Regions from separate parts of the Mus musculus genome. Here region 2 is linked to region 1. Evidence: chromatin loops called from intact Hi-C (ENCODE). Cell type or tissue: gastrocnemius. All regions are shown on one strand. Each heading gives the region's core, and the rest is flanking DNA. Links, peaks and the distances in the headings are about the cores only.

Region 1 (7,480 bases), core at 859-5,858:
TTTTTTTTTTGTTTTCGAGACAGGGTTTCTCTGTATAGCTCTGGCTGTCCCGGAACTCACTCTGTAGACCAGGCTGGCCTCGAACTCAGAGATCTACCTGCCTCTGCCTCCCAAGTGCTGGGATTAAAGGCGTGCGCCACCACTGCCTGGCAGTTTGTTTCTTGTAAAGACTTACTTATCTCATGTGTATGAGTGTTGTGTCTGCATGTGCGTCTGTGCACCACTTGTGGACCTGATGCTGCAGAGTCCAGAAGAAGATACTGGATCCCCTGGGACTGCAGCTGCAGATTGTTGTGAGCTGCCGCGTGGGTGTTGAGAACTGAACCTGGGTCCTCTGCCTGAGTAGCTAGTGCTCTTAATCACTGAGCCATCTCGCCACCACCACCTCCCCTTCCTGAAGTCATCCTTTTTTTTTCTTCTTCTTCTAAGAAACCATCTATTTGGATGGTCTTTCCTTCCATCTTAGCTCCGAACTTTGTCTCTGTAACTCCTTCCATGGGTATTTTGTTCACCATTCTAAGAAGGAGCGAAGTATCCACACTTTGGTCTTCCTTCTTCTTGTGTCTCATGTGTTTTGCAAATTGTATCTTGGATATTCTAAGTTTCTGGGCTAATATCCACTTATCAGTGAGTGCATACCATGTGTGTTCTTTTGGGACTGGGCTACCTCACTCAGGATGATACCCTCCAGATCCATCCATTTGCCTAAGAATTTCATGAATTCATTGTTTTTAATAGCTGAGTAGTACTCTATTGTGTAAATGTACCACATTTTCTGTATCCATTCCTCTTTGAGGGGCATCTGGGTTCTTTCCAGGACTGCCCCACCCGGGGATCCATCCCATATACAACCACCAAACCCAGACACTATTGCATATGCCAGAAAGACATTGATGACACGACCCTGATATAGCTTTCTCTTGTGAGGCTATGCCAGTGCCTGGCAAATACAGAAGTGGATGCTCATAGTCATCTATTGGATGGGACACAGGGCCCCCAATGGAGGAGCTAGACAAAGTACCCAAGGAGCTGAAGGGGTCTGCAATCCTATAGGTGGAACAACAATATGAACTAATCAGTACCCCCAGAGCTTGTGTTTCTAGCTGCATATGTAGCAGAAGATGGCGTAGTTGGCCATCATTGGGAAGAGAGGCCCCTTGGTCTTGCAAACTTTATATACCCCAGTACAGGGGAATGCCAGAGCTAAGAAGTCGGAGTGAGTGGGTAGGGGAGCAGGGCGGGGGGGGGGTGGGGGGGAGAGGGTATAGAGGAATTTCGGGATAGCATTTGAAATGTAAATGAAGAAAGTATCTAATAAAAAAAATTAAAAAAAAAGAAACCATCTATTTATCTATCTTTATTTTCCAGTCTGTGCGTCAAACGTGCTTTAAGTAGAACTGTGCTGTGTCTTCTTGGGAATGCTTGCCACTATTTTATTCACAATTTGAGTTTGATCTTCGGGATCCCATATGTAGGATTATGGGAAATGGCTCAGTGGGTGACGTGCTTGCTGCATGAGGACCTGTGCTCAAATCCCCAGACCTTGTGTAAATAGTCAGCTGTGGCACCTGGAGTCTGGAGGGGCAGAGACAAGTGGACCCTGGGGGTTCACTGGCTAGCTGATTGGAGAGATCAGGTGAGCTGCAGATCCACTGAGAGGTTCTTTCTCAAAAATGAGGTGGATGCAACAGGGGAAAATATCTATCTCTGCCCCCTACCTACACACACACACACACACACACACACACACACACACACACGTTCATGTGCACATTTGTCCAGACCCAGGTATCTTTCCCAAAGGCTGTCTTTGGGTGACCCTTTTTGCACCACATCCCTTTCCTTTTAAATATTTGCTCTAATTGGTTCTTTCAGATCAGTAATTTTATTTGTTATGACAATTTGCCTTATTTGTTCAGCATCATTGGGTGTGGGGTACTTTAGAAATGGGTTAGTCTTACCAGTATGCTCCTCACTTGGCTAGAAGGCAAGAGAGCAGCATGGAGAGTTAGAGCCCTATTTGACCAGCATACCCCAATGAATCCCAGCTGAGCCACTCTGTGGGTATCAGATTAACAGTAAAGGTAATTAGTAGTGATGATGATGATGATAATAACAATTCCTGGTTTGTCCTTAGAGTTAAATGAGACTATGTGTATACAGTGTCTATTGCAGGGTTTAACGTTCAGATGAACCAAATAGAGGGTAACTAGTCACTAGGTGCTAGTAACTAAGGGCTAGTACTCTTTGTGGTTTTTGACATTTGAACCAGCATTCTTATTAATTACATTTAAATATTGTAATTGAAGTTACTGTGTTGTATCAGTATTCAAAAGGCCAGATCAGTTACTTGCAACAGGCATGTTAAAAACAATTTATAAGAACCCTCACATGCTGCTTAAAAAAATTCCACCCCGTCCCGTGTATGCGTGTGTATTCGTTTGTGTGTGTGCCCATGCATGGTGCATGTGGAGACCAGGGGTCGATGTTGGGGCCTTCCTTTAGTTTCTGCTCCCCAGTTTTAGGGACAGGGCCTCCCAGTGAACCCAGAGCTCACAGACTCAGCTACACTGACTGACCCGCTAGATTTAGAGCGCCTTCTGCCGTAGCTGGGATTACAGTTGAGCAGCTGATGTGCCTGGCCCTTTAGTGGATGTTGAATCCAACTCAGATTCTCACCTAGCTCTTTGGCTCCAAAAATTCTGTCTTAACCTACACCTTCTACATGCAAGTGTGAGCCCGTCTTGATCACACACATCTTCTCGAGTGATTTCTGGAATCCACTGCATGTATCACAGAATGGATTTTTTTAAAAAGAGACTAATAAAAAGGGATTTTATATTTTAAAAGGACCAAGCATTCTGCAGATGAAATGAGACACTTTTAAAAAGACACTATTTGTTTTGGTTTTCAGACATCCTTTTGGAACAAGCTCTGCCTGACTTTGCTGCCCAGCCTCGGAAATTCCAGGATCTAGGAGAACCACGTGTGGAACACATCAAGGGAGAAAGGCTTCCCAGGCATCAGACTGTATTGTTTTTCTTGGAGGTTGGAAAGAGCTGCTGCTCAGAAAAATTTCCAGGGTTTCTGCAATTTGTTACGCATCCAAGGTCATTTCCTGGCCTGCATTGCCCAAAGCTCCCGAGCCTGAACCACCAGCCAACGTGGAAGTAGCCTTGTGTAGGGGCCCTACAGCCCGGGGGTGAAGTGTGGGGTCGAGGGAAGGGAAGGAGAAGAGGAAACTGGAAGGAAACCCCACACAGACTGCGTTGTTTGGTGCTTCTCTTTGCCCACTCCGGACTGTCTTTCCCTGATACTCCACTAGAGGGCAGACGCCACCAACTGTGCGTGCTCTCTGAGGAAGCTATGATACCCGGACCTACAGGATAGGTCCTGGCATCTCAGGAGGATTTGGGTAGCAGCCTGGGACGCAGGATTCCTCAGGAAGTAGCTCTCAAGACTTGCTGGAAAGAACCTGGACTGTGGCATCCCTACTTTGCAGGGACCTGAGTTCAGAACCTTGGTGTTTGTTTTTCCCAATTTATTTGTAAAAGTAGGATACAAAGTAGCACACTTCCGTGAGGCATTTTCACACATGCTCAGTTTGGATGGGATCTCCTTTGCATCCTCTCTTCCATCTCTGGTCCCCGCCCTCCCCACAGCCGCATTCCTGCCTGTACTCTTCTACCCCTAGTAATCCTCCAGCCTTTGGAACCAGCTCTCCCATTACCGTCTCTTTTCCTTTTGAAATGGTGCTTTGGGGATGAGTTATGGTAGATGCTAGGGCTTTGGGGACATTTCCTGAAGGGGAAGTGTCAACCCTGCCTAGAACATACTTTTTTTTTTATGGTAGAAAGAACGTATGTATTTGAAGGTAGAGCTTTGATCAGCTCAGAGCTGATGGTCCCTGGAACCCGGTGTTGAATTGTAACTGGCTGGCCACTGCCTTTAGGGATGGTCACACTCTACAAGGCTCTCCTCCTCCAGCCTGAAGGTGGTCGTGAGGTGTCCTGCTCCCCCTAACTCAGGCACGCTCCTTCTTCTATCTCCTGCTCTGGGTTTGAGGGCCCTGACTTTGAACAACTGCTCCATGTGAATCACATCTGTCATTGAAACAGTCACAACAGGTGCCCTGTCCCATTCCCGCTGACCCTAATGTCCCCATTGTGCTTCCGCACGTGTGAGGCCCTCTGCTTCTGGTGCCTTTGAGCACAGGCTGGGATTATGACTTCTGGCTCTCCCATTTCCCAGAAAGGATGATGAGACCCAGAGCAAGGGAGTGCAGAAGCTTAAGACTTGATCTCGGGTCATCTGATCAAGAGGCATGGCTCATGACTGTTTCCCACAGTCCTTTACTGGAGTAGGAACTTGGGTTCGACTTTAGAGAAAACCTGACCCCATGACCTTCAGGCTCCAAGGTGGGGCTCTCAGGAGACCCCACCCTTTCCTCCTGGTGCTCTTCATAAAATGGAACAGGGCTCTGGGTGGGTAGAGGGTGCCCTTTGAGGAAGGATGTGCTGGGCATACGTGAGGGAGGGTGGCTTCTAATCACACAGTTTTACAGAACAAAGCACCCAGAGATTGAAGACCAGCCCCCCTTGAATGTCTGTGTTCCATGTCTAAGTCCAGGGCTTTTCAAGTCCAATTAACACCCAGAATGGAGCCCTTTAGGTGTTGCCCATGTCTCTGATGGACTTTAGAATGTCTGGCTGGATGCCTTATTGTCTCCCCTCTTCAGCCCTGTACCAAGCCTGCTGTCCTTCTGTCAGCCACATGATGGCATAGCAACTTAAGTTTCTGGCTGACATCTCGTCTCAGGACAGGGAGGCCCTTCAGCTCTGTTCAAAGGGAGCAGAGTGGAGCAAGGGAGACTTGGCACGGGACTTGGTGTTTGTGAGAACTCTTAGTTTTGGTGTGAGGAGGTGAAGGGATGTAGGATTCTGAAGAAGTTGGAGGGGCTGTGCTGAGGATGGTTGAGGCGTCAAAATCAAATGCAGCACAAAGCCCATTAGCAGATGCCAGGCAGGCTCATCTCTCTCTATATATAACTATACAGCCATCATCTCTTCCCACCCCTAGGTGACCTTTTCTCCCTCCCTTTCTTTTAAAAATATTTACATGACAGTGTGTGTGTGTGTGTGTGTGTGTGTGTGTGTGTGTGTGTGTGTTTGGGGAGGGGTATGCACATATGGGTACCCTTGCAGGCCAGAGAAGGTGTTGGAAATGAACAACTATGAGTATCATTCATTTGTCAAATAAGGAAAGCTTTTGATGATTCTGTTTTTATAAATCCCAGTGGAACACTATTAGGAATGACAGTGACATAGACACAGTCCTCCCTGTCCAGAGGGCTAGGAAGATATGCCATCCTGGTCCCATGGTGCTGAGCCCGAGGAGAAACCCTTGCTCTGGACAAGTGAGTATAGGAGAAAGATGGAAAAGGGCATGGCCTCTGCTTCAGAAAGGTTACCTGACTGGGGCAGTGCATCCTCTGGTTCTCTTGCTGTGTGTCTTCACACACTGGAAACACTGAGGGAATCTGACCTACAGAGGCACACACAGTCTTTCCCACCTCTGGTGGATACTAAGGCACACGTGTTCTAAACTCTGGTGTGGGAATGTCCTGGGATCCTCCTGTATGCTGTCTGGGGTCTAGTGATGAAGACACAGGTCGGGTCCATGCTTGTGCTTGGAGGGAGGAACACCCTGCTCAGGTCCCGTCTAGTGGCGCTAGCATTGGCCAGGCCTTCTTGGAACTGTGCTTTATACTGGCTGTTCCCCACTTGGTTGGTAAAGGTGTGTGTAGAGGAGTTGTGTGCTTAGTTCCCCCCGCTTGGATCTTCCCAGCTTTCAGCAGCAAGGATGCCCGCCCAGCAGAAGCCCTTTAGGGCTGAGAACTGAGACCCACCAGGGATTGATGCCATCTCTACAGCCTGGTGGATCATGACCTGTAGGCAGACTGTGCCTGAGATACACACTGTATTAATATTCGCTAGAGGAACAGAACTGATTGAATGAATATCTGTGCAAAGGAGTTTAACTAGATTGCCTCACATAAAACAAACAAACAAACAAACAAACAAACAAACAAAAGCCAAATGGTCCAGTAACAGCTTTTGTATACTAGAGATGCTGAGACCCTCTGGTCCTTCCATGCATGAGGCTGGGCACCTCAGCAGTCCCAATCTCATGCTACAGGCTGCATGGATTCCTGGGGAGGTGCTAGTCTTTGGATCATGTTGGAAGGACAAAGAAATTGGGTTCTGATGTCAGCAAAGGATGGCACTCCTATCACCACCACGGCCATCATCATTACTATTCTCCTCCCCCTCCCCCTCCCCCTCCTCTTCTTCCGCAGCAGATGACGCACACACCCACTATTTAGAAGTGAAGGCAGGCAAGTAAGAAATACCGCCTTTTCCTCTAACCTCTTTGTATCCGGGCTGCCACTGGAAATTGCTCTGTCCCATGGGGAAGAGTCTTCTCCTCTCAGCCCATCCTTTCCTAGAAATGGCCCCACAGACATGTCTAGAATTGTGTCTCTCAGCTGATTCAAGATCCGATCGGACTGAGATTAACCTCATGCACACAGGGAGCCTCCATGAAGATCGGCTGGGAGCACCTTGTGAGCACTCCACAGCTCTACCCCAGATGGCTGACTTGATGCCCAGAGACAGGGGCCCTCCAGTGGGTGAGTCCACTTCTCAGGGCCTTCCGCAATCTCATAATCTGCAAAGTACCAAGTCAATGATGCCCGGCTCTCTGGCTGAATTCTGTCAGTGGCAGTGGCTCCAGATGGGGTGTCCAAGCTACATCCATGGTGAAGACAGGTTGTCCCCAGGACCTGGTCTGCTCTACAGAGCCTGCTCAGGGGTCCCCAGGGACCCCTGCATTCAATCCCCTTGACTCAGATGAGAAGTTGGCTTTGTTTAGACACATCTATCCTCTCCATGGATAGAATGAGGTCAGGCTGATATAGAGGCTGTAGAGACATCTTCCTTGTTCATCCCTGGCTCTGCCATAGTAGGCTCTGCATGGTACCCCTAACTCTCCCTGACTCTCATCCCTTTACCCCACCCCCAGGTTCCTCAGTCTCCATGAGGTGGCTGTGGAGCTGAACAGACAAGGTCGCTGTCAGGGCAGATACACCTTGCATGAAATCCCTGTATCTTAAGCCACAGAATTAATTTTTTTTTTTTACAGAGTTTGTAAGTTTTGAATAAAGAAATCTCTGGGTCCTGGAGCAGAGCCAGGAAGGCTGAAATCCCTGTCTTCTTCTGTGCCATTTTCTTGGGAGGGTCTGTGATGTCTATGGACCATTCTCTGTGTCTTCTGTGGGAGCTCCTGATAGGGACAGCCCTCTTGGTCTCCTCTCCAGGCACGGTCAGCAAGAGGCCTCCTGCTTCCACAAACCCAAAACATCTGGGCAAGACAGCAGCAGCTGAGTGTGGCTGAACCTTTAAGGAGCTTACAGGCCAGT
Region 2 (7,480 bases), core at 1,246-6,245, 240 kb after region 1:
CTATTCTCAGGGGACCAGGCAGTGGGTGGTATACACATAAGGAAATGATACAGCTTATTTTGAGGGCCTGGATCATAATGCGGTGTTATGCATTGCAAATTGTCCTGCACATTTTATTTTATTGCTTTTAGTTATTTTTGTATTATTTGATGTGTATGGGTGTTTTATACACACGAGCGCATCACATTCACACATATATATGTATATATATATATACACACACACAAATATGTGTGTGTGTGTGTGTGTGTGTGTGTGTGTGTGTGTATCTGTGTACTGAGTGTGTTCCTGGTGCCCATGGAGGCCAGAAGCATGTGTTGGATCCCCCAGAACTGGAGTTACAGAAGGCTGTGAGCAACCACGTGGGTGCTAGAAATCTAACCCAGGTCCTCTGGCAGAGCAGCTGGTGCTCTTAACTATGGAACCATTTCTCCAGCTTCCCAAATTTTATTTTAATTCTGAAGCTAAACTCTGTGTGTGTGTGTGTGTGTGTGTGTGTGTGTGTGTGTGTGTGTTCTTCAACCAAGCCACAGATATGGAGTCCAAAAGGTTAGTCAGACTCTAAAGGGAATTTTTTTTTCCACAGTGGCTTCACACTGTGTCCAGCATCAGGCATGGGGATTCTATTTCACACGTTGTTATTCTCACTATTGGTGGCCTGAGCCAAGCAGCCAGGGGAAGAACAGGCTCAGGAGAACAGGGGAGTGACTCTCTTACTGTATTACCTGCCTGAGTTTTATTTCTTTACAAGTTATTTTCTCTCTCTCTCTCTCTCTCTCTCTCTCTCTCTCTCTAATGTGGTGTGCATATGAGCATACCAGTACAGGTGTCTGCAGAAGCCAGAAGAGGTGACTTGGTCCCCCAGAGCTGGAGTTACAGTACCTGCCCAGTGTAGGTACTTGGGTCTGAATTCAGGTCTTCTGCCAGGGCACTGGAGTGCTCTTGAGACTGTGCCGTCTCTCCAGCCCTCTTACTGAATTTAGAGACTCTTTCCCTTCCCCAAACAGTGACCACTTCTTATGCTATGAGAGGAAAATAATACATCTTCCTCTTTAAGAAGAGCATTTTCAGGGCTGGAGAGATGCTCAGAAGTGAAGAGCCCTTGCTGCTCTTCCAAGGAGTTGGTTCCTAGCACCCATGTGGCAGGTAACTCACAATTCTATATACTTCCAGTCCCAGGGGATCTGATGCCTTCTCCTGACCTCTGTGGATAGCAGGCATGTACATGGTATACACACATACACACAGGCAAAACCCTCATACAAATAGATAAAAATAAATGATTCATTTTAAGCGTTTCTTTCAAAAGAGAATTTTCTTTTCCCCGGTCTCTAGGATTCATTTGCCAACTCCTAACATTTAAAATATTGTCCCCGAGTAGCTAGAGTGACTTGAGGCTTGCACCAGGTCCCCTGAGGCTTCTACCCCAACCCCCCCACCCCGAGAGTTTTCTTTGTTGAGCGTCTATAGTGCCGGCTTGCCACCATCTTCTCTCTTTTCTGTTTCTGATTTCTATGTCTCTTTTCCTTCATTAAGAAGACTTGGAAAGGCTCGGCAGAAAGCTCAGTTTGTAGACATCTTGCTCCACAAGCATGAGGACCTGAGTTCGAACCCTGGAGCTCACATCAAGAGCCAGGTACAGCTATGTACACTTGTGATCCCAGCCCTGGGAAGACAGACAGAGGCAGGGGTAACCCTGTGGCTGATGGGAAGCCCAAGCCAGTCCAGCCTAACTGGCAAGCCTTGGGTCCTAGAGAAAAGACCAATTTCAAATAAATAAATAAATGAGTAAATAAATAAACAAACAAATAAACAATACAGAGATAGCTTCAGTTACCCTAGCTTAATTGGCAATTTCCAGACCTTAGTGAGAGTCTGTTTCCTTGACTTCCGAGCAACAACACCTGAGGCTGACCCTTGACCTCCTTTTGAGGTTGATCTCTGACCTCGACATGGATACACCCATGCATCTGCACACAAACATACATGCAGCCATAGACATTTGTATAGTGTTCTCTCTCTCTCTCTCTCTCTCTCTCTCTCTCTCTCTCTCTCTCTCTCTCATGTACACACACAAACATGCGCGCGTGCACACACACACACACACAGACTTATAAGAGAGATGCGAGGCAGACACTGGTTGAGATCATTGGCCTGTGGTCACACCCACCTGTACTTTCTACTTCCTCTTTAATTATTTTCTGTGTGTCACCCTTGGCATGTTGTTTAGCTTCATAGGAAACAGGTGACAATATTGTTCCTATTCCATTTGGCAGGTGAGGGGCTTGTGTAGGACACTGTGTAAGGCATGATGTAAGTATTAGAGATTATCATTTCAAAAACCCCACAGTGCCACAGCCCAGCTTTGGAGAGCCAGTAGTGAATGAGTTTAAAAACAGTAAGGTCTGTTCTAATCTCGATCAGGACTAATCTGATTGAGGTACTTTTGATTTTATTTTTACTTCTTTATTTTTATTTTCAATTATGTGCACATGAGTGCAAGTGCCCATGGAGACAAGAGGAAGCTCACAGATGCCCTGAGGCTGGGTATGGGCTACCTGATGCAAGTGCTAGGAACTGAACTCCAGTCTTCTGTAAGAAAAGTGTTCCCGTTTAGTCACTGAGACATCTCTACAATCCCTGGTGTGCTTACATCTAGGACTGCCTGGAGATTGGTGCACAGAGGTACCAATCCTCTCAGAATACCCCAGTCTCATAGTTTGCTGTTTATACATGGCTGCCCTGCTCTCTTTCATGCAACTGGAATGGGAGACACTGGGGTAGAGAACAGGGTTTGTGGTTGATAATTTTAGTTCATTTTTTAATCTCTCCAGAAAGTGACTCAGATTCCCTTGGTATTTGGCCTGAGTGACTCTTCTCTTGCTAGAAAGGTTGAATTCTTGGCATATACCACCCCGGGAGGCTGATAATTATAAGTCACCCTGGACCTCCTATCCACTTCAAGCAGAAGGTCAGTATTTTAATGACACTGTAAAAATTTGAACCAGGTCCATTTGTGTCCCTGCTTCAAAGTGTCCTGATAGTTCTATATGCAAAAGATAGCCAAGGCTCACAAGCCTGGGTGGCCAAGATACAGGCTACACATGTGGTGACAGAGCAGAGACCTGGGCATGAAGGTCACAGACACGGAGGACCCACCTGCAACTCTGGCCAGCAGGTGGGGCCACAGCCCAGCTCCACAGCCCATCCAGGTGTGCGTTTCTGGCTGTTTTTGCTTTGGGGTTTTTGCCCTTCTGTTATTTTTTCATTCTGTAAGCTTTGTTTTCTACTGTTGCACAGGTCTTTCCCTCCCTCTCTCCCTCCCTCCCTTTGTTCCTTCCTTCCTCCTTAGCTCAGTGCTCCAACTTTCGAATGTCAGCTGTGGAGCAGCTATTTCTAAGTGGCTTCCCCAACACTGCAGGTTGAAAGCCATGCTTCCTATAGCACAACAGCAAGGGGTTCCTGTTCCCATCCCTCCCCAAGTGTCTGGCCTCTAGTCACACCCATCCCATAGGAGTTTTACAACATCTCTAACTTCATAATCTAGGCACTGTCCCGGGAGGGACAGATGTGGGCTTGCAGATGTTGCAGATGTGGGCTTGCAGATCTTTGTTGGGGATGAGGGCATTGAGAATGTCATGTAAATGAAGTCTCCAGCGTCTTTGGAGATGTCTCACTAGGTAAGAGCATTTGGCCGTGTGAACAAGAGGACATATGTTCTAATCCCCTGAAAAAGCCAGGCATGGCCACACAGGCCTGCTGTCCTAGTATCACAGAGTAGAATCAGGTAGATCCTGGGAGCCAGACTGGTTAAAATGGTGAGCTTCAGGCTTAGCAAGAGACCTTATCTCTAGGCAATAAGACAGAGAGTAATAGAGGAAGATATTCAATGTCCTCCTTTAGCCTCCGTGTGTGTGTGTGTGTGTGTGTGTGTGTGTGTGTGTGTGTGTGTGTGTGTTTGTGTGTGTTTGTGTGTGTGCATGTTTATGTGCGAGTATCAGTCTGAGCACCCATATATACATGTGAACATACAAACTACACACACACACACATATACTCTCATACATACAAAATGCACACACTTAAACACACAAATGTATATGCACATATACATATATACCCACATGCAAATATATATGTAAACACACATGCACATATATGTACACACATATGCAAACACATACACATGGTTTATGAAGTCTGAAGAGGAGTAGAGCTATTTCTAAGTGGTTTTCTAAGTGCTGCAGGCTGAAAGCCATACTTCCTATAGCACAAAAGCAAGATATTTTTGTTCCCCATCCTTCCCCAAGTGGCTGGCCACTTGTCCCATCCACACTAGAGGAGTTTTACAACATCTTTAACTTATCTTCCCTAAAGGACTGCCTGTTCTTCCTGTGATTCTGACAGGCGCCCACCTTCACACAAACACCCAAGGGAGGTCAGGCTGGGAAGGTGGACAGGCTCCCATATGATGATCCATCTTGGCCAAATCCTCTATCCTACCAGACACTGGACCACGGAGATCCCATGGTGTGTTTAGGGCAGCTCTTGACTCCTAGATGATAGCAGGAATTGAACACATCAAACAACACCACCTCTTCTAGTAACTGGGGTACTATTTGCTAATTGGCTGTTGTGACATGACTAATTCAACTCCAGTTGCTGCCCAGTCATCAGAAAGTCCTTTATTCATGTGGCTGAAATGTGCTGAATATATAGAAGGAAGTTGGGGAGAGAGGGAGATGAAAGTTGAGAGCCAGAGTCTGGTGTGAGCTAGCATTTACTGCGCATCCCTGTTCAGATAATATATGCAGAGTTTTCTTGTTTCTGAGTCCTGGTGACCCTAAATGACCAGAACTGGTAGCCAAGAGCAGCTACCTCCTCTCCTAATAAGAATCACACCTGATAGAATGTACATTTCCAATTACTATACAAAAACATTGGCAGTACTACTTTAAAAATGTACAGTCCCCTTAGGGCTCTGGATGCCCTGGTCCATGCAAATGTCTGTCATTTGTATGCAGCCACAGAGGGGACAAGGGCATCTTCCATCACGGGCTATTTAATCAAGCGAGAAGCCCTTAAATCTCCTTGCAAAGACGGGTGAGTTCTGGACTTAAATATGCGGTTGGTTGCTGTCTGGTTGGTTGCTGTCTGCACAAAGCCCTCCTTGTTTCATTCCAAATGGCATGGTGGTGTTTGTGGTGACATTTCGATGACGGGTCATCTTGGCTTTCTCCTGTTCACAGCTGGGACCTTCGTAGCATCTCCCATTAGTAATCACTGTGTTTTGTCCCCCTAGTGACTGAGTGGTTTACAAATCAAGGAAAAGAAAAAATTATATAGTCGGAGTACCAACTGTAGAAAGGAAATACAGTAAGGACACTGTGGGAAGGCACCCAGGATTACCTTGTGCAGATAACTGAAAATCAACCAAAAGGGATGGACTCAAATAGTATGCTTCACCCTGTTCCCTGACAGCCTCGTTGTCAGCCTTATTACTGAGGAGTCAAGATGTCCGCAGCATATGGAGTCAGACCATGTCCAACCACAGCCTCTAATGCAGGGGGACTGAGGAAAGTGGGGAGATTTCTCTCCACAAATGCTCATTTTTCTGGCTCATTAAGGTGACTCGAATTCTCCCTTGCTTCTTACCTCTCAGCCTATGACCTTGAGGTATCTGTGAATAAATAATTGTCCTTTCAAAGTGAACACGCAACCCAAACATCTGGTGGTCACTCACAGCATTTTTGGAAAAAAATGTCCTTTTTTAAATATTTACATGAAAAAGAAGAAAAATCTAAAATAAAAGACAAAACAGAAAATAAAAAACAGTTAACACTAGAGTGTGGAGGGAATGAAAGAATTAGACCAAAAAGGGGGATAAAACCATAACAAAGAACTGACATCAACATAACTCTTTTTTTTGTTTGGTTGTTTGGTTGGTTTGTTTTTTTCGAGACAGGGTTTCTCTGTGTAGCCCTGGGTGTCCTGGAACTCACTTTGTAGACCAGGCTGGCCTCGAACTCAGAAATCCACCTGCCTCTGCCTCCCAAGTGCTGGGATTAAAGGCGTGCGCCACCACTGCCCAGCAACAGAACTCTTTTTAAAGATCAAGGGAATAAGTTTTCGTTAGCTTCACTAACAAAAAAAAAAAAAAAAAAAAAAAAAAAACCCTGAAATTAAATTAGGAATGAAAGAAAGACATTGTAACCGATCCAAGAGAAGCATGAAGGATTGTAACAAAGTAGCCATTTTGAGCAGGAGGCGGGCTAGTACCAGGTATCAGCTCTGCCAATGCCTGATCTCGGCCATCCCAGTCTCTAGAATTGTGGAATTTAAATTCCTGCTGTTTATAAACAGCCCAGTGCATGGTATTTTGTGAGAGCAGCTACTCTAACTATAAATTGACTTCATATTGCTGGCGTGGCTGTGTCCTTAGGGATTTAGAATGCTGCGTTTTTGTGGTTTTTGCATGAGATAGTTTCTAATTTCCCCTTTGATTCCTACTTCATCTAAAAGCTTAGTTTTTTTTTTAATCTCCATATCTGTGTGAATTTTTTTCTTTTTGTCGTTCATTTTCTGTTTAATTCCATTGTAATGACTAAATATACTTATTATAATATCTTATTTCAAAATATAGTCATTTATTTTCTTTAATTAATTTATTTTTTTCACTTTAATTCTAATTGAAGTCCCCCTTCCTCTTCTTGTCCCAGTCCCATCCTTACAAATCCCTCCCCCATTACCACCCTTTTCCCCATGGAAAGGGAAGCCTGTCCTTGGCTACCACCTACACTGGGGCATTAAGTCACAGTAGGACTAAGCACATCCAGCCCCACTGAGGCCTAACCAGGCAGTCCAGCTAGGAAAAGGGGATCCAATGGCAAACAACAGAGTCAGTGGCAGCCCCTGCTCCAATTGTTAGGGGACTCACATGAAGAACAAGCAGTACATTTGCTACAAATGTGTAGGGGCCTAGGTCTAACATCTACATGCTCTTTGGTTGGTGGTTCAGTATCTGTAAGCCCTATGGGTGCAGTTTAGTTGGCTCTGTAGGTCTCTTTTTGGTGTCCTTGACCCCTCTGGTTTTCTCAGTCCCATCCTCCCACTGCTCCCCAAGACTCCTCAAACTCCATCTGATGTTTGGCTGTAGGTCTCTGCATCTGTTTCCCTCTGTTGTTGAATAAAACCTCTCGGGAAACAGCTATCCTAGGCTCTTGTCTGCAAGCAAAGCAGAGTATCATTAATAGTGTCATTTCTTTTTGTCATTAATTTTCAGTTTAATTCCAGTGTAATGACTAAATATGCTTGTTATAATATAGTTTCAAAATTTATTTTAAACATTTTAATTATGAGTGTGTGTGTGTGTGTGTGTGTGTGCCTGCTTGAGCATGCATGCACGTGGGTGTAGATGCCTATGGAGGCCAGTAGGGGGCATTGGATCCCCTGGAGTTGGAGTTACAGATGGCTGTGAGGC

What was found. A loop is a pair of places that touch in the nucleus more often than their neighbours do. Peaks named below come from ENCODE experiments on the same cell type or tissue, not always from the same donor. Only the 100,000 strongest peaks of a DNase experiment are listed, where the experiment ranks them.
Region 2: it touches region 1 in a loop (3-fold over the local background); 9 of 42 quality-filtered maps call a loop at or near these places.

Annotation. Positions count from the first base shown.
Region 1 is chr9:68,011,938-68,019,417 of GRCm38, forward strand. It overlaps Gm20745 (predicted gene, 20745), which reads right to left. Exons shown (of 3, transcript NR_045745.1): 3 at 6,027-7,480. Among named protein-coding and RNA genes, the nearest start is that of Gm20745, 10 kb to the right of the region's middle. In gastrocnemius, for the core only: CTCF peaks have their summits at 3,324 (motif pointing right) and 4,773; DNase peaks (open chromatin) are centred at 3,323 and 4,813; H3K4me3 peaks cover 424 bases; H3K27ac peaks cover 1,343 bases.
Region 2 is chr9:68,251,246-68,258,725 of GRCm38, forward strand. No RefSeq gene overlaps it. Among named protein-coding and RNA genes, the nearest start is that of Gm22382, 26 kb to the right of the region's middle. In gastrocnemius, for the core only: a CTCF peak has its summit at 3,175 (motif pointing right); a DNase peak (open chromatin) is centred at 3,170.